Regions from separate parts of the Homo sapiens genome. Here region 1 is linked to region 2. The links are chromatin loops, found by intact Hi-C in ENCODE. Cell type or tissue: HCT116. All regions are shown on one strand. Each heading gives the region's core, and the rest is flanking DNA. Links, peaks and the distances in the headings are about the cores only.

Evidence for each region. Hi-C counts contacts between places; a loop is a spot of excess contacts. Peaks named below come from ENCODE experiments on the same cell type or tissue, not always from the same donor. Only the 100,000 strongest peaks of a DNase experiment are listed, where the experiment ranks them.
Region 1: a loop joins it to region 2, with 2.0 times the contacts of the local background. A loop is called at or near these places in 4 of 110 quality-filtered maps.

Annotation. Positions count from the first base shown.
Region 1 is chr13:73,061,475-73,070,657 of GRCh38, reverse strand. KLF5 (KLF transcription factor 5) reads right to left here. Exons shown (of 4, transcript NM_001730.5): 2 at 7,924-8,797; 3 at 6,775-6,834. Among named protein-coding and RNA genes, the nearest start is that of KLF5, 7.1 kb to the right of the region's middle. In HCT116, for the core only: no CTCF peak of the experiment used is centred there; no DNase peak of the experiment used is centred there; H3K27ac peaks cover 359 bases.
Region 2 is chr13:73,539,613-73,548,795 of GRCh38, reverse strand. It overlaps LINC00393 (long intergenic non-protein coding RNA 393), which reads left to right. Exons shown (of 4, transcript NR_184171.1): 3 at 1,955-1,996; 4 at 2,122-2,895. Among named protein-coding and RNA genes, the nearest start is that of LINC00392, 20 kb to the left of the region's middle. In HCT116, for the core only: a CTCF peak has its summit at 4,445 (motif pointing right); no DNase peak of the experiment used is centred there.

The DNA of each region.
Region 1 (9,183 bases), core at 4,636-7,135, 480 kb after region 2:
GAAAGCACTGATCTGCCAAACCCAGAGAGGGAATGGGTGGGATCACGATGTCAGGGGTTACACTTACAGTCTACATCCTAGCAGAGATTTGGAATCTCTGGGCTCCTAAACTACTGCTACTTCTCCTCTGGGTTCCCAGTAAACATTATGAAGACTATCCCCTGTCATTAATAGAGTTAATGAAATCAAATACCAATTCTTCCGTCTCCTGATAACGAGACAACACTCGGATTCACTTTCTTATAATGGGAGTTCGCACTGACGTTAAAGTGTCAATGAGGAATTTCACCTTTTCTTTTTGTAAGCAAAACAGAAAAATCCTCTATTTTCATTTTTTCCCAGTATGGAATGAGTACTAGATAACCTTCCCTTTAATTTGCACTTCACATGGTGACCCTGACCAGTAGGTCTCCTCCCAACTCGTAAAGGTTTACCTTTTCATAAAGTAGCCAAAAATAAATTTATTCTTCTATATAGATATTTTTAGGTAAAAGTTACCTACTGTGCACTTCTAAAACTGTAACTTATCCTTAATAAGAGTTGTTGTTTGAGATCCTTGAATATAAATAATACTGGCTAACAGACTAGGAATGCTGCTACGGAGATACTTTTACTAAAGTAGGACATTATTTCTAATCTTTCACTAGAAACGATGTAGGCCATCAAGTAAACAGCTACTACATTCTATAGAACCAAAAATATCTGCCAAATTCTTGGGTGACTGTATTATTATTTTTTAAAAACATTACTCTCTACTTTCAAGACTAATTATTTCTATCTCCACTCCAGCAATTCTATTTAGTCTATGAACAAAAGGGCAAGAAGAGATTATTCATCTTTGGATTCTCCACAAAACCAGTAAAAAATATTTGCTGAATCAAATTATACTTAACTTTTGATAAGCTTTATCATCTCTAAACAATGTTTAATCAATTTCCTATGTAAATGTTTCTCAGAAGAAAGAACAAGTCCTAGAAGCAAAGTTTAATCTTCCCAGTGAGTCATTAAAAAGAAATTGCTTCTAAGCTTTCATGCTCATAAATACCTTTCCTGGGGTCTGAACCAGCAAGTCTCTTAAGCTACTACTTTAAAAAAAAATTGTTTGAAATTATCAATACACAAAATAAATTTCAAAGCTGCAAATGAAAAAAAAATGGAAAAGAATGAAAAGAATGTTTAATAAAATCTAATACTAAAGGCTAATAAATGTGATACTTCCTCTGCAATAGTTTTCAAATAGAGACTCAAAAAACCACTGAGTCCTAAATCTCTTCCTGCAAAAAAGATTTTGCCTGTGTTATCTCTACCAATAAAACAGGTTACACATTTAACCACTATTATTTCTCGATTCACATTGTAAGATCTCCATCCATTAAGGCCCAGAGTGAAAACCTTTGTATACAGTTTTCCTAAAAAGCCTTTTACCCTTTTCCCACAGTTCCACAAAAAGAAGAGTAACTTATGTTCAGAACACTGAATGTTGCTTTTAGTAAGTACCTGCAATGAAAATATCTTTATTGTCAATATTATCGATTTTTTATTTTTTATTATTATTATTTTTTCAGATGGAGTCTTGCTCTGTTGTCCGGGCTGGAGTGTGGTGGCATGATCTTGGCTCACCACAACCTCTGCCTCCCAGGTTCAAGCAATTCTCCTGCATCAGGCTCCCAAGTAGCTGGGACTATAGGCATGTGCCACCATGCCCAGCTAATTTTTGTATTTTTAGTAGAGACAGGGTTTCACTATGTTGGCCAGGCTGGTCTCGAACCCCTGAACTCAGGTGATCCACCTGCCTCCGCCTCCCAAAGAGCTGGGATTACAGGCGTGAGCCGCCACCGCGCCCAGCCAAATATTATCGAGATTTTAAAACCAAAAGCTATGTTTAATATATTCCATGAAAAATGACTTTGGAGCAAAGACCTAGAAAGGAATTTTTTTTTTTTTTTTTTTTTTTGAGATGGAGTCTCACTCTGTTGCCCAGGCTGGAGTGCAGTGGCACGATCTCAGCTCACTGCAACCTCCGCCTCGTGGGTTCAAACGAGTCTCTTGCCTCAGCCTCCTGAGTAACTGGGACTACAGGCATGTGCCACCACGCCTGACTAATTTTTGTATTTTTAGTGGAGATGGGGTTTTGCCTTGTTGGCCAGGCTGGTCTCGAACCCCTAAACTCAGGTGATCCACCTGCTTCGGCCTCCCAAGTGCCAGAATTACAGGTGTGGGCCACTGTGCCAGGCCCTAGAAAAGAAATTCATATCTAAGGATCTTTTAGTACCCAAACTGAAAGTCAATATATTCAGCAGCAAATCTCAAGTACAGATTATACGAAGTATAACTAATAACATCTTACTACACATGTCAGTAGGCAATAAAGTCTTCTGCAAAAGACAGTAAGGCAGAAAATGGGAATGTAACCCCTTTACAAACTAGGCTTCCACTAAAAATCTTTCCAGGACTTAATGTGGAAATCTTTCCTAAACAGGGAATCTTGAACACAGTGCTTTAAGAGTCCATTTTGTGAGTCTGGCGTGGTGGCTCACGCCTGTAATCCCAGCACTTTGGGAGGCTGGGGCGGGTGGATCATCTGAGGTCAGGAGTTCGAGACCAGCCTGGCCAACATGGTGAAACCCCGTCTCCACTAAAAATACAAAAATTAGCCGGGCGTGGTGGCAGGCGCCTGTAATCCCAGCTACTTGAGAGGCTGAGGCAGGAGAATCGCTTGAACCTGGGAGGTGGAGGTTGCAGTGAGCCGAGATCGCACCATTGCACTCCAGCCTGGGGACGAAAGCGAGACTTCATCTCAAAAAAAAAAAAAAAAGAAGAGTGAATTTTGTGTTCCTATGTTATTTGTACAATGTTTCCATTTTCTCCTACGGGCGTGTTTCAAATTGTCCTTTTCCATTGTCAATCTCCAGTAAGCCACTCTGGGATCACTTAGTACACACAGAGTCCAATGCATGGAGTCTGGGTCTGAGGAATACTTGAGCCAAGTGTGTGTTGTTCAAAGACTTTCTTTGTACAAATGCTAATTTCTTGCCCTGTTCCAGATAGCTGAAACGGGGGAAAAAAAAGAAAGAAAAAATCTAGAAACGTTACCGTACCCTGATTTCCCAACAGCTTTTCCATATTCTCTAAGGTTAAGTGTATATCCACGCACATGAAGGGAACCGCTAGGACTTCAAACATCTGTGTTGAGTTCATGGTTTACTTTTTCAGAACTTTTTCTCTGGTAAGAACTTTTTAAATTTCTACAAATTTTTGTTTGAAGATACAGTCAATATATTTTCCTACTGATTTCAACTTGCCTCAAACCTTTGCAAACTTAGACATTATTTTAAATGTTCATTATATTAAAGAAAAAAGTAAGGTATGTGAGCATATAATACTGGTTGCAATAGACAGTTTATCAGTCATGTTGATTTATAAAGACAAAACAGTATACTTGGGAGCAACTTTAGAGTAATAGCAATGTGTTCCGCCCCTTGTAGACATCATGAGGCATACAAATTTCAGTACAATGTTCATTTAAATGCTGTTAAAAGTACAAATATTTTGAATTGGAAATACACCACTCATTGACATTGTTACCTAGAAGCAGCCATAATTATTTCTCACCAAAGGCATGATAAATGTATACACACACATACTACAAATAATACATGCGAACATCCACATCTATAAGGGGTGCTTCTACAGGCCTTATGCTATACTATGTATGTACAGATATAAATAAAATATAATTATTCCCTAGAATAGAAGCAAATGTTTCCAGTATTGTCTAATCACACAAAGAAGACAGAACTTTGTATTATTTATATGCGATTTCCTGATAAAGAAATCAAAGTATATGAACTTAGAAGACTTGAATGCTATACTTCTGGTTTAAGAAACTGATATATCATCTACTCTGTCATCTCAGATTACTTAAAAAGTTCTATTTTGTTAAGACTATTATTTGCTTAGGTTCAATTTGCAACCCAAGTTAAAGAAGCACTTCCAATCTAAAAATCCAGAAGAAGTAATTAAACTCAGATGTAGGCTGTTTTCATTGCCTAAATTATTTTTAAAACATAAGGTAACTTGACATTTTAAAGCAATTACAATTATTTTCCAAAGAAATGCTAGGGTGCTTCACATTCTGCCTGTAAAACGACAATCATTTAAAGAGTATTTTATGTCATCAACTGTTGTGTGGTTTTTAAAGTCCTCTGATCAACGGTCCGAGAGGGAGGAGGAGGACAGAAAGAAAACCAAAAAAAGCTATTACATAAGAGAAGTAATTTAGAAAAACTGTCCTAACTGTTCTACCTGGGCCTTAAAGGGAAAGAAAAAAAAAAAACACCTTTGCTGGCTTCAGATACATTCATTTAAAAACAACAGGCGGGCAGGGTGGGGAGGATGCAATGAGAGAACAGGTAATTTTAAAAGGCATTGTCTAGAAATGAGAAATGAGGAGAAAACAACCTCAATGCTCTATGATTACCCAAGAACAGGTTTAGCCAGATGAACAAGTCTGCTACAAACCCTCCCCAAGGCATTTGAAAGACTATCAAACAAAACTTTATTAAACTGGATTACATGTTCTCATTCATTAGATGTTGAAGGCCACAATGTTTATGGTCAGGTGAAAAAGCTGATGCAAGGGACCCAAACCAGGTCTCGGTCTTCTTTTCAGTCTGTTTTTATTAGTACAAGCATTGTTAAGACAACCCACGATTAAATGTATTTGCCGGCAGGTCAAGTTCCTGAATCGCAGGTATAAGCATTCAGGGCACTAAACCCTGACGGGGTGAAAGGCTATTCAGATATGGGTTTGACTACATCCCTGCAATAAGTAGTTGATTACATCGTTATATGCAATTGTGCTCTTTTATTAGGAGACTTTAAACCCAGGAAAATGTGTTCCCTCCTATCTCTCAAGGACTTCCAAAAGTGAAAAAAACAATAGTTCAAATGTCTTTATATTTCCATTTATATTCTGTAAAAGGACATTTTGGTATTTCTACATGGAATATTTTCCTGGCACTTGTCATTTGTATTTTGAAAACTTTAAGTTGGAGTTTTTATAACATGCTTAATTCATTTGTGTTTAACTATAAAAATTTCTACCTTGGGCTGCCTATGAAGGATCCTTCCTCTTATGTAATCAGTTTGTCTCCATGCAAAAACCTCAGGCCAAAACAGCCCGCTCATTTCATAGATAAATACATAAGATGCCTTCTCCTTAAAAGCAGTTTCTCAAAAAGCCCTGGAATCTACAACATTGTCATCGGATTTTAGTAAGTAGTGTTTATCACTGGGATATCAAGCAATGCTTCCTAACATGCATACAAAATGTCTGCAACCATATTCCTCTTAGGGCTCTACCTCAGCACTGACCTTTGTTCAAAGGCTTTTACTTTTTAATGCAGCAGTTAGAGATAACTACTTCATTTATCAAAACTCAATTTCCATAGTAACATCTAGCCTCGGGAGATTCAAGTCCTCACACTAATCCAACAACCCATTCAAAGGAACTGTTGAATACTTTGGTTTCCATAGCAATGATGGAATAATACATTTTGCTAGGTCATTGCTTTTATTAGCAAACTTATTCTCTGAACTTTAGGTAAGGCTGTATTTATTGAGGGAAAAAAACACAATCACTTTATATAAGTTCTTTTCTTTAGGGCTGCTCTTTTAAGAAAATCGCAAATAGTAACCATCTATATATTTGACAATATTTGGAGTATTTGGGGGGCCTTTAAAGTATGCCACCTGGTTTCATCTTAAAATGGCTTCTGATATAATTTTAAAGTTTAAAAGCTCTTAAAAGTGCTGGTCGGGCGCGGTGGCTCACGCCTGTAATCCCAGCACTTTGGGAGGCCGAGGCAGGTGGATAAAGATGTCAGGAGTTGGAGACCAGCCTGGCCAACATGGTGAAACCCCATCTCTACTAGAGATACAAAAATCAACTGGGCATGGTGGTGGGGGCCTGTAATCCCAGCTACTCGGGAGGCTGAAGCAGGAGAATCGCTTGAACCTGGGAGGCAGAGGTTGCAGTGAACTGAGATCACACCACTGCACTACAGCCTGGCAACAGAGCAAGACTCCATCTCAAAAAAAGTGACTGCTATAGATTGAACAAAGCAAATACAAAAGTAGAGGAGCTAAACTTAAAAGCATATGTAAACAAGAATGAATGTAAGCTAGAATAAAGATCAAGTCTCTCACACATACCAAGTTTAGGCTGGGGCTTGTAACCCATTTCTGACCACCTGATTTTAACACTGCAATTTCAGCACTACCTTTCATCAAGCACAGAAAACATACTAAACACAGATATTTTAACCTAGAGGTGAAACTAACGTTTTCACCAATTATGCAGTACACTCCAAATGGGAAAGTTTTTAAGAGTTTAAAATGGCTTTCTCAGAGCAAAATTATTTGCTATGGAAGAAAATGAGTTTTGTTTTGTTTTTTTTCCTTCAAAACACTGCCAGTATAAGTTTTAAAATCCATTAGTAAACATCGCTGTTTACATTTTTGGGTAATCAACTCTGAGCGGTGACAGGGCAAGAAGGCCTTAGTGAGGGAACATCACCGGCCTTCCTGGAACCAGATTTCTCATGGAACTGAATTCTGAACCAAGCCTGTGCTGAAAAGGTAGGCTATTTAAAAAAAAAAAAAAAAACAAAGTTGACAGGAGAAGAGATCAAACACGTGTTAGCTTTTAAAAGGATGAATACCACTTACACTATTTACACAACTCACAGAATTAACAAGAAAATTACATACCAGTGTGAGTCCTCAGGTGAGCTTTTAAATGAGAAGACTTGGTATAAACTTTTGTGCAACCTAAAATAAAGGAGAACAGCATGTCATTTTGGAGATCCTTTTGAAATCTTTACATTTGATGATTCAGTGTTTAAAATCTGGCTTTAAAGAAGAAATCTCTCATGCTAGATGAGATTATTTGAAGCTTCAGTTTTAAAAGTTTTAAAGAGCCCTCCCCCATTACCTTATTAAAGGCATGAAGTGATTTGTTTTATGTATCACTTTAACAGGAAAGAATACAGATAATCAAGCCAAACTACAAATGGAAAATTTGTGTTTATATTCCAGTAGGTGCTGTACTTCCGTATTAAGAGCTGCTATATGTTTTTTTAAAAATTTTAATGGCTCTAGAGCTGACAGTACTAAGCCATTATCCAAGATGACTGTAATTTTCTGTACTCCCACATTTCTTCTTTTTTCATTTAGCACGTCATGCCATATCATGTATCAGAGTCAATAAATTTTGCCATGTATTAATCATAAACTAGCTTTCCCAGTAACTTGTAAATATATTCCATGTATTGTCTTCAACTTATACTTTGGGCCATGTATGTCATTCAAAACTGAGCATATGCTCACGTGCCATCAAAACCATTCTTAAATCTGTCTTGTAGACAGTCTTGTACCTAACATCAAGCTAGCTGCCTGCAACCTCCACTTCACCACCAAACCTTATTTTCCCCCACCCTACTTTAATCTCTTTCTGGGGCACTTAATTTAGAATTAAAAACTGCAATTTATTCAATTGCCATTTTAAAGTAACTCTGGCCTAACTCGAAATAATATGTATTAGAAATTCAAATCTGTTTTAATATTAAAGAAAAAAAAATCCAAGGGAACTTTTTCCAGAATATTCTAGCCAAGTTTTTGATGCATAACATAAGCAACAGACAACTAACTGGTTTACATACCAAAGTTAAAGCACAGAGATAGGATAGAGAAAAAAAAAAAGGTAATTTTTTTTTTTTTTACTGTCAAGTACAACTTTCCTATTTAAAGCCATGAGGTTGAAAAGGGCACGCGCGTGCACACACGCACACGCGCGCGCACACAGACACACACACACACACACTACATCTATTGATGCTTCAACCAGGTAAGAGCACATACCAGGGTAATCGCAGTAGTGGATGCGTCGTTTCTCCAAATCGGGGTTACTCCTTCTATTGTATCTGACAGGTTGGATGTTTTGTGAGTTAACTGGCAGGGTGGTGGGTAAATTTGGATTGTGAATTGCCAGTTTAGAAGCAATTGTAGCAGCATAGGATGGAGGTGGGGTTAAATTCTGGAGCATCTCTGCTTGTCTATCTGGACTTCCAGGCTCTGAGCTTGGTGGTGACGGGGGAAAGTAAGTGGCCTGTTGTGGAAGAAACTGACTTGGCATTGTGTATGTGCAAGGGGGCATGCCCTGGAATTGTTTCACTGCAGTCTGCGGAACAGCAGAGGTGTGTGTGTTAAGGCCTGCCATGGCAGCTGACATAGAAACATTAAGAGTGTCCATTGCTGCTGTCTGATTTGTAGAACTGGGCATATCTAGATCCGGTGTATTCAGTAGCTGGTACAGGTGGCCCTGCTGGGTAGGGACAGAAAGATGAAGATCTGGTGTAGGAAGTTCTTGTTTGATGAAAATATTGTTCACCTCTGGAGCTGCGGTCTGGTGTGAGCTGAATATACTGGTGAACTCAGGGAGGGCCTGGGTCGGGGCCGGAGGAGGGGCAGTCGTTTCACTCTGGTGGCTGAAAATGGCAACAGGTTCTGTCTTGATGTGTGTTACGCACGGTCTCTGGGATTTGTAGAGGCCAGTTCTCAGGTGAGTGATGTCAGGGAGGAAGACGTTCATGTTGATACTGTAAGGTAACCCTTCAGTGTCAGTGAAGAACTGGTCTACGACTGAGGCACTGTCTCGTCTATACTTTTTATGCTCTGGAATTATAGGAACTGGAGGAAGCTGAGGTGTCAGATACTTCTCCATTTCACATCTTGTCTAAAAAAGAAGAGATATAAAATGCATAATCCACCTGATTCACCATCTCGGGAAGAACGAACAATCGGCGCCTACTAAAAATTCCCCCAATCCCTGTGTAAGGTACTAGGGCAAACTCCTCAGTGTTGCTTATAAACATATCAGGCTTATTTTGTCGATTGTGTAATAACTGGTTGACCAAAACCTTATGAAACTCTGTGTAACTGGTAAAACTGCTCCCCCAATCACCCCCAAAAGTGAAAGACGCAAATCAAGAATAAAAAAGAAAGCAAACTTAAAACATTCCATTCTGATGCAATAACAAGGTACCATCACCCCTGTACAAGCAGGATTCCCTGCCCCATTACACAGTTAAGTTTGCAATTAGAGTACAGTATTGAAATGTT
Region 2 (9,183 bases), core at 3,433-5,932:
AAATGTGTGACAGTTGTCATGCATAAATACGCAAATGCACTTCCCATTGCCAAGATTTTCCAAAGAAAGCTTCAGTTTGTTCAAACAATAGACTAGCTCCTAGATCTTCTAGCTAGCTACAGGAACTTGTGATCCTTGGTAAATGTTAGCAGAATAGGCCTATTCACAAAGGCTGCACACCTGACCATCTGATCTCAAACACACAATGTACCCTCATCACTTCTGGGAAAGACCAGCCTTGAATTTTTTTATAGGTTGGACATAGTGAAAAGGAATCAAGGTTCTGCTTATATTTGTCCACATTTTCACCAGCAACAAGTTTGGTAAACGCCATTCATTACCCATGCATGCTGGAGACCAGCTGATGAGAAAAGAAATTTAAATATTTTTTCATATGCATTTTAATGTAAGCAGATAATTATTACTGTAATTATTGATTTCATTTATTTTCCTATTAGTACCACCCCACAGGCTAATTTTTATGAAATGAGTTGAGCTTGTAGATATCAATCAGGACTAATTATTTCTTTCTTCATTACTAAAAACCATGCCTTGTCTCTTCCTGTGAGAACAAGTTTTATATTTTTAATTTGTTTCTCATATATTTATGTGTCAGTAATTGGTTCATGTATTAGTCTAATGTCTACCAAAATCTTTTCTATTTATCAAAAAAAGAGCTAGAATATATACTGAATGTCTTCCTAAGGACAAATTACTGTATAGTGATGGCAAATATTTGACTATTCTTTTTCTTCTTTATGTTTTGATACATAATTATAGCTATTATTAATCAAATTATCTCAGCTATAGTGAAGATGATGAATAGCATTTTTAAGCCTCTACCTGGAGAAATGAGGACAGATTACTTTATATAACATACCTGTGTTTGTCTCCATGCCTTCCAGAAGGTTTCACATGAATATATTTATATTTTATTTCTCTTAGCCTTATGTGCTTGGTACCCTCCACATTTGTCATTTATAGGTATATCTTTCTCAATTTACAAAATGAAGATATCAGCCAGGATTGACTCTTTGGCAAAGAAATAAACCCAGTGAATGTTTGACTAGCATTCAGTTATACTCTTTTAGATTAAAACTTCAAATGACATTTTCTGCATGTATGTAACACTTGGGAGAACCATAACACCCAGACTTGCTCATGGTTTTTCCTTAGGCTATCCAAATAAGAAAACAAGTCTGTATTTTCCAGACAATAAGGCTGAAAACAGTGTAAAGAAGTGTGATGATTCAGGTCAATGAGGTAATTGAAGAAACGTCATGACAACCAAAATTAAAATGACCAGTTTCCCATTTGCATGTGCCAGCAATTCCTCAGGAAATCTTTCTGGTTGCTTTTTGCTCCTATTAGACAGGATAATGTGGCTACAAATTATATCCAACTGAGAGAGGATTGACTCATCCTCAGCAGGTATTGTGGGAGCAGATAAACCCCAAAAGGACAACAGTCAGAGAAATAGCTGAGAACAAAGCAAAACACACACAAACATGCACACACATACAGATTATTACATTACATAGTAGATTATAAAATTAATATACATATATTAATTTTTCTCTCCCATTTCTACTGTGATAATTCTTGGTGATCATTTTAAAACTTTCAAAATAAAAAGTTCCTGTTAACTTCATACCACTCTAACTTGCTTCATGATTTGTTATATATACTATGGTACAAAACAATATTGAAGACCATGGCATCTTCCTCTTACCTACTCAAATGTTCTCTAGGACAGTAATGTCATCAGAAGGTACCTTCCTCCCATCTGGTCATGGCCTTCACAGTAACAAAAGGTGGAGGCATAATACCATTATGAGCCCTCCCTTGTGTTGGACATCCAGGTACACTTTTGCTGAGTCTTCTGTAGCCAGGAGAGACATAAAAACAGATATCCTGTTCTACCTACACCTGTCTCTTCTTCTGTGCCCCACAGGTTTGGAGGTCAACTGCAGTGAGGTCTCTATACCACAGAGTGGTGAGTCCCCAAGTCCCGGTGAACTTAGGAAATGGGCATTATCCTCTGGAAGACGTTTATAGAGGTGACTTTTTTGGTAAGTCCCTGGGACTCCTGTTGACATGGGAATTACTTTCTTCCCTCAGTTGTTGGCGTCTCACATGGCCATTCATCAGCTCAATACAAACAAGTCTTCACGGAGGTGGAGTTTCCTCCTCACCTGTTGCTAAACCAGGCAGCGTGGATTGGCATATTCACTGACTTCATGGCACGAAGGCCTACAAAAGCGGAACAACTTTTCACCAGTGCAAAAATGTTCCAAAAGATACTCTCTCTGTCCAATACACTTGTAAGTGCATTCTAGAATATAAAAAATAGAGAGAGATAAATGTTCTGTTGAAAGATAATCTCCCAAAATATAAGTTTTTATGTAAGACAGTGCTCTCAAGTCATAAATGGTAAATTCTTCTGAAAGTCACAGAGGAAATTACTCTTAAGACCTCTGTCTTGTTAAGTTATCATAGTAATAAAATCTCAACCTACTAAGGTAACTTTCTAAACATGTCAGAGCTTGAAAGTCTCTTGTAAACCTCTAAATACAAAGAAAACCTAAGTTTATTTATTGAAGTTCAAGCTGTAGAAATCTGACAGCTTTGAGGACTTTAAAAGATACTGAATCAACTGCTATAAAAGGAAAACAGTCTTGACAATTTTAATTCATATAGTATTACAACTGAAGAAACTATTTGATGATTTATGAAGGGCACATTTGCCGGCTGTGTTTTGGAGTTTTTGCATGAAAAGTGAATTTGTACTCAGACTGTTTGCATCTTCAAAGACCCATGAGCTTGGCTGTAGGGGCATGCAACATTAGGTTTGGAAATATATGAAATAAATATTGCTATGCCTTAAGAATGTGATTTAACTGTCAATTTGCTTTGATACGTAGGTTTAAAGTTTTGGGTTATTTTATATATGCTATTCATGTATATCTGTATTGGAGGCATCCACTCGCTGCTTTAGAAGCTCCTGGAGAGTAGAAATTGTCTCCATGTAGCTCTCAGCAATTAATAAACACTGAAGGCAACTGGGCTTTTAATTCTTTTTAATGCTTAGTTACTTAATTCAATATCTACTCCATTCTATTTGGTCTCAAGTGTATTGTGTGTGAACAGAATAAACAAAAGACTGAATGAATGAAGTCAGATGTAACTTAGACAAAGTTTCTGGAATGGCTCCTTAATAAAATCCTCTTCAAAGAATAGGATCCAAACAAAGAGAGGACACATGATTTCTGAAATTAAAATCACTGTCTAATTGGAGAAGATAAATGTACCCACGTGATTCATCCAGAGACTAATTACAAAGCAGCCTGTGAGCAAGTCTAAGATTGTTTAGTATACACTAAGTGTGCGGTTGCTAAACAGACGATGTGCAGATAAGCATCAGCTATGGGCAAGCGGTGGTCCCTGTCTTCTCCTGAACTCCTACCTTCTATTAATATTTCAACATTCCTCTTCCTTGGGAACTTATTCTCCAGGAGCTCAATCACTTTATGAACAAATATAAGAGAGACCTATGACACCCAAGATTTTCCCTTGTATTCCCTTTGAAACCAATATGTGTTTTGTTTCTTCTTGAACCAAACCATCAACTTTGCCATTATAACCTAATGGAGAGGGAAATTAGTTTAATGGGTCAGGTGATCTTTGAGTGTCTCTCAAATCATTGAATGCAATCAACTTTCTTTCCTGCCTGCTGGCTCCATCTGTAATCAGCAGAGATTTCTTGTACAGAGAAGAGTAAGGGGCACCTTCCTGAAAGAGCTGTGTTTGTATGCAAGGCACAGGAAAAACTGATGCTCTAACCTTCAGTGATGTGGTGAGGACTTGTCTTGGGCATAAAACTTAAGTCAGCACCAAATAACACAATAATCAGGATAGATAGTATTTTAATGCAATATTTTTAAGATAAAATATATGCAAAAATATTCATGATAAAAAATATCAAAGTTTTAAATAAAGACAGGATCAATACTACTGATTTTTTTCCTTTTGCCTTAAGCTCCAATATGACTTAGCATAGCAAGGTTACTAGTTCTATTTAAAAAAAAAATTAGTTTTGCTCATCGCGGATTTTCTTGCATTAATCTTAACTTTAAAAAATTTCGTTAAAATATTATTTGTCTTGATTATTGACATTTTTTATTGCCCCCTTAAGTTTTTCACCTGAGATAAGTGACTCATTCAGCTTACTTTTCCCCACTGATGATAAAGAGGAAAAGAGGGAAGATAAATTGCTATGGGGTACAAATGACGAATGTAGTTTCCAATAATGTCAGAATATTAAATTTGAGTTTTCCTGGAATGAAACAATGATTTAGAAAAAAGAAAGAAAGAAAATAATAGATCTGGGATATAGTGATATACCTGGGAATTCTCATAGCCACAAGAGGGCATCAATTAAAATTTTGAGAGAATATGCACTCCAAGAGAGTATGGAAGGAAAAAAACAGAGAACTAAGGACTTACCTGAGGAGTTACCAATAGTTCTAAATGACAGATCTTTCTCTATGGATTATTGTACCCAAAGCATATGACATTCTAGAACAGGAGTTCTTCAACTTGCACATGCATCAGAATCTCCTAGAGGGCTCGTTGAAGTGCAGATTGCGGAGCCCACACCCAGGATTTTATTTCAGTAGATTTGAGGTGGGGGCTGGCATGTCTAACAAGTTCCCAAGAGATACTGAGACTTCTTATTCATGGGCCACACCTTGAGAGCAAGCGGGCTAGAATAAATAGACTCTATAACACAGTGGTTTGTTCAAAAATTTATGTAGTAAAATACTCTATAGAGAAATCAAATTGTATCATTTCTTACTATAAACTCTTAAGGAAGAAACTAAAGTAATTCTTCCACCTCCCTTCCAAGACTAGACAGTAAGGGCAATAAAGAAAGAAAACTAGTTGGAGTAAGATAATAGAGAGTGGTGGAGATTGTCAACTGGAGATTACGTGTCCAGTCTAAAGGTATTGAAGTTTAATTAAAACAAAACAAATCACTATGTGAGACAAACAATTTCTGCCTTTAAAATTCTGGGCCCAACAAGAATATTAGACTGGATTGCCTGAGGCCAGGTGCAGTGGTGCGAACACTTTGGGAGGCTGAGACAGGAGCATGGTTTGAGGCCAGGAGTTTCAGGCCATTCTGGGCAACATAGTAAGACCCTGCCTCTACAAAATATTTAAAAATCAGCTGGGCATGGTGGTGAACACCTATAGTCCTAGCTACTCAGGAGGCTAAGGTGGGAGGATTGCTTGAGCCCAGGAGTTGGAGGTTACAGCGAGTTATGATCTTGCCACTGCACTCCAGCCTGGGTGACAGAGAAAGACCCCATCTCTAAAAATAAATTAAAAATAAAGAAATAAAAATAAACTGGATCACCTGAAAAAGAAAGGCTTTGGAGGCTTGCTGATTTAATATTTGGGAAGGGAACAACTAGGTTACTGGTAAATTGGTTTGACTCTTCAACTGAGGAGAAAAAGGGGCTTAGGGTGCACAAGTGACATAGGTCAGCGCCATTAAAATGCAGCCCCTTATTGCTGAGAGGACTAAGAACTGTGTCCTGTGACCTAGGAAGCTCTGATGAGGGTCTCCAAGTCACGTGTGGCTGGAAAAATTGGAACTGCCAGAGAGCAGTCCATCTGTGAACAAGCCATTGAAACATGGGCTGTGGCAGCCACAAGTAAACAGAGATTGAGGAATGATGCTGTTGTCCTCCATCATCCTGTACCCCCAAATCTTGAGGTCCTTAGCCCAAGGTAGATAATGAGGGTTCTGAAAATCACTAAGTTTGAAGTTCTCATCAATCTTGAAAAATAAAAAGCTCAATCTATATTTAATATAATTTAGCAAAATGGGGAAATGTGACATTTTTTGCATTCCAAGTGTTAGAGTAACCCATACTTTTTCAGTTAAAGAAGACAACTTGATAGCAGACCAGCCTAATCTGAAGTACTAGCTTGACAACTGTTAGTTTATAGAGTAATATATGGAACCCAATCTGTCTACCCCCCTACTCCAAGAATTTGCTGAGAAGACATCAGTTTCATTCCTGCTTCCTTTAGCACAAGGTGGTACAACCTGTTTTCCACACTGCAAAGGGTGAGTCAGCTGAGAATTATATAACAGTTTGGAGTATGCCAAGCAAGTTACCAAAAAGGGATACATCTCATGGTTAGGCATAGGTGCCTGAGTGGATCTCAGTGTAAATAAGCTTCCAAGCAGGCTGCCTGGGCTCCATTTTTAGCCTTAAAACCCATGGAACAGAGAGAGATTCATGGGATGATAAAATGTCCAATAAACTGAAATAATTCAGCAGAAGAAAGGGCTAAGAACCAGAGACATGCAGGTGCTATGGTCTGAATGCTTGAACTCCCCCAAATTTCATATGTTGAAATCTAATCACCAGTGTGATGATATTAGGTGATGGGTCCATTGGGAGGTGATTAGATCATGAGAGCAGAGCTCTCACTGAGTGGGATTAGTGCTCTTACAAAAGAGGTCCTGGCCAGGTGTGGAGTCTCATGTCTGTAATCCCAGCACTTTGGGAGGCCAAGGCAGGTGGATCATGAGGTCAGGAGTTCGAGACCAGCCTGGCCAATATTGTGAAACCCCATCTCTATTAAAAATACAAAAATCAGCCAGGCGTGGTGGTGCACGCCTGTAATCCCAGACACCCGGGAGGCCAAGGCAGAAGAATCACTTGAACCCAGGAGGCAGAGTTTGCAGTGAGCCGAGATCGCACCACTGTACTCTAGCCTGGGCAACAGAGCAAGACTCTCAAAAAAAAAAAAAAAAAGAGGTCCCAGAGGGTTGCCTCATCCCTTCCTCTAGGTAAGAATGCAGCAAGAAGATACCATCTATGAACCAAGAAACAGGCCCTCACCAGACATTGATTCTAAAGGTGCCTTGATATTGGGCTTCCCAGCCTCCAGAACTGTGAGAAATAAATTTATATTGCCTATAGAAATTTATTGTTGAAAGAAATACCCAGTATGTGGTATTTTGTTATAGCAGCCCGAACGGACTAAGACAGCAGGTAGTAGTGAACCATCTTCATCTTCTGAAACAGGTATCTGAAAACTATACCCAGGGGCCAAATCTGGCCCACCATCTACTTCTAGAAAGAAAGTGTTACTAGAATACAAACACACTCATCTCGGTATGTTTCCTCTAGCTGCTTTGCATTGCAATGGCAGAATGGAGTGGTTGTGACAGAGACTGTATGGCCTGAAAAGCTGAAAATATTTGCTATCTGGCCATTTACAGAAAATCTTTGTTTACCCTTGCTCTAGAAAGAAAGACAGGAAAGTTCGGAGGCTCCACACGTACTAAATTCACCTGGATTATGGTCAAGTTGCATTTTATTTACATCTCAAAGGTCAGTAGACCTCAGCGATTTCTGTTCATAGTAATATCTGTGGACAGATTTGACAGAAAATATTAATATTCCTGACCTGGTGAAATCTGAAAAGAGTCCTTATCCAATGGTGGCTTTCAACCTGTTTTTTAGGTTCAGTCTTAATAATTGGTCCCAAACTTCAGATCTTGCTGATCCACTAGCTGGATTTTAAGCTGGCTAAACTACTGCCACGAGTTGCCCATAGTTTCACAAAAGGTAGCAGGTTGCTTTCTGACTCTGCCTGACGTGACTGTTTATGAGTAAAATGAAGAAATTGTAATTTGTCCTCGCAGTCCTATGCCCCTTCTTTCCTGGTAACATCTCAGTTGCAGTGGCCTAGTGTGCTCATACTTTCTTCCTATCAAAACCTGCCCCTATAAGACAACATCTAAAATTCGCTCACAGTAAAATACAAATAATATATGTCAAAGTCCTAGAGACATCAGCAAGTGTGGGGTGGAGGCACAGTAAACAAATTTTTCTTTCATTCTCTCTCTTTTTGAGGTGGGGTACAAACACACAGAAAAAAAAAATACCAGGTAGGCTTGTAGCTTCCAGCCCCCAAGAGCCAGCCCCTCTGTGCTTAATCCTCTGTGCTTAACCTAAGAACCCCTACAACAAAATCACCCAGAATGGTGAATTTTCTCAAATATTTAGGGAAGAAATAATAACGTTCCTATTCAAATTTACTCAGAAAATAGAGGACGTGGGAACACTTCCCAACTCATTCTATGAGGTTAGTGTTATCCAAAGACATCATGAAACAAAAACTACAGAATGGTGTTCCTCGTGAATATAGATAGAAAAATCTTTAACAAAATATTAGCAAACCAAATCCAGCAACATATAAAAAAGTAATACATATAAAAATGCCATAAACCATGGCAGTAATTCTACCAGCTTAAAATTCAGCTAGCGGAAATCCAGCTTTACCAAAGAAGACAAAGTTGGTATACCACCTGAAAATGAATCCATGTAATACATCATGTTAGTAGAACAAAGGAAAAATCTACATGATCGTCTCAGTAGATTCAGCCAAAGCATTTGACAAGACAAATACCCATTCACAATACAAACGCTGAACAAACAAGGAATAGAAGGGAACTTCCTCCACCTGTTCTGAATATTTTATAAACAAACAAACAAACAAATACCAGCGCTAACATGATATCCAATGCTGAAATACTGACTGCTTTCCTCTTAAGATAAAGAACAAGTAAGGATGTCCACTCGCACAACTTCTACGTAACACTGTATAGGAGCCTCTAGTCGAGGTAACAAGGCAGAAATAAAAAATTAAAGGCATGCAAATTGGAAAGGAGAAAGTAAAGCTGTCTTTATTAGCAGGCAACATGATCCCAAATGTAGAAAATCATAAGAAATACACAAAAACAGAGCAAAAAGCTAATAGAACTAATAAGCAAGTTCAGCGAGGTTACAGAATACAAGATTGATAAACAAAAAATCAGTCGTATGTCTAAATATTAGCAAACAATAGAAAATAACTTAAGAAAATGATTTCATTCCAAATAACATAAAAAATAGTAAGACACTTAAGAATAAATTTAACAAAACAGGTGCCAATGGTCGTGAGCAAATTTTCTGGGTTGATAGAAATGCTTTGAAGCTTGTTGCACAACTACGTAAACTTACTGACAATCACCAAACTATGCCCTTTGATAATTTTATAATATGTTGATTATACCTCAATAATACTGAATACTGAATACCCGAATATACA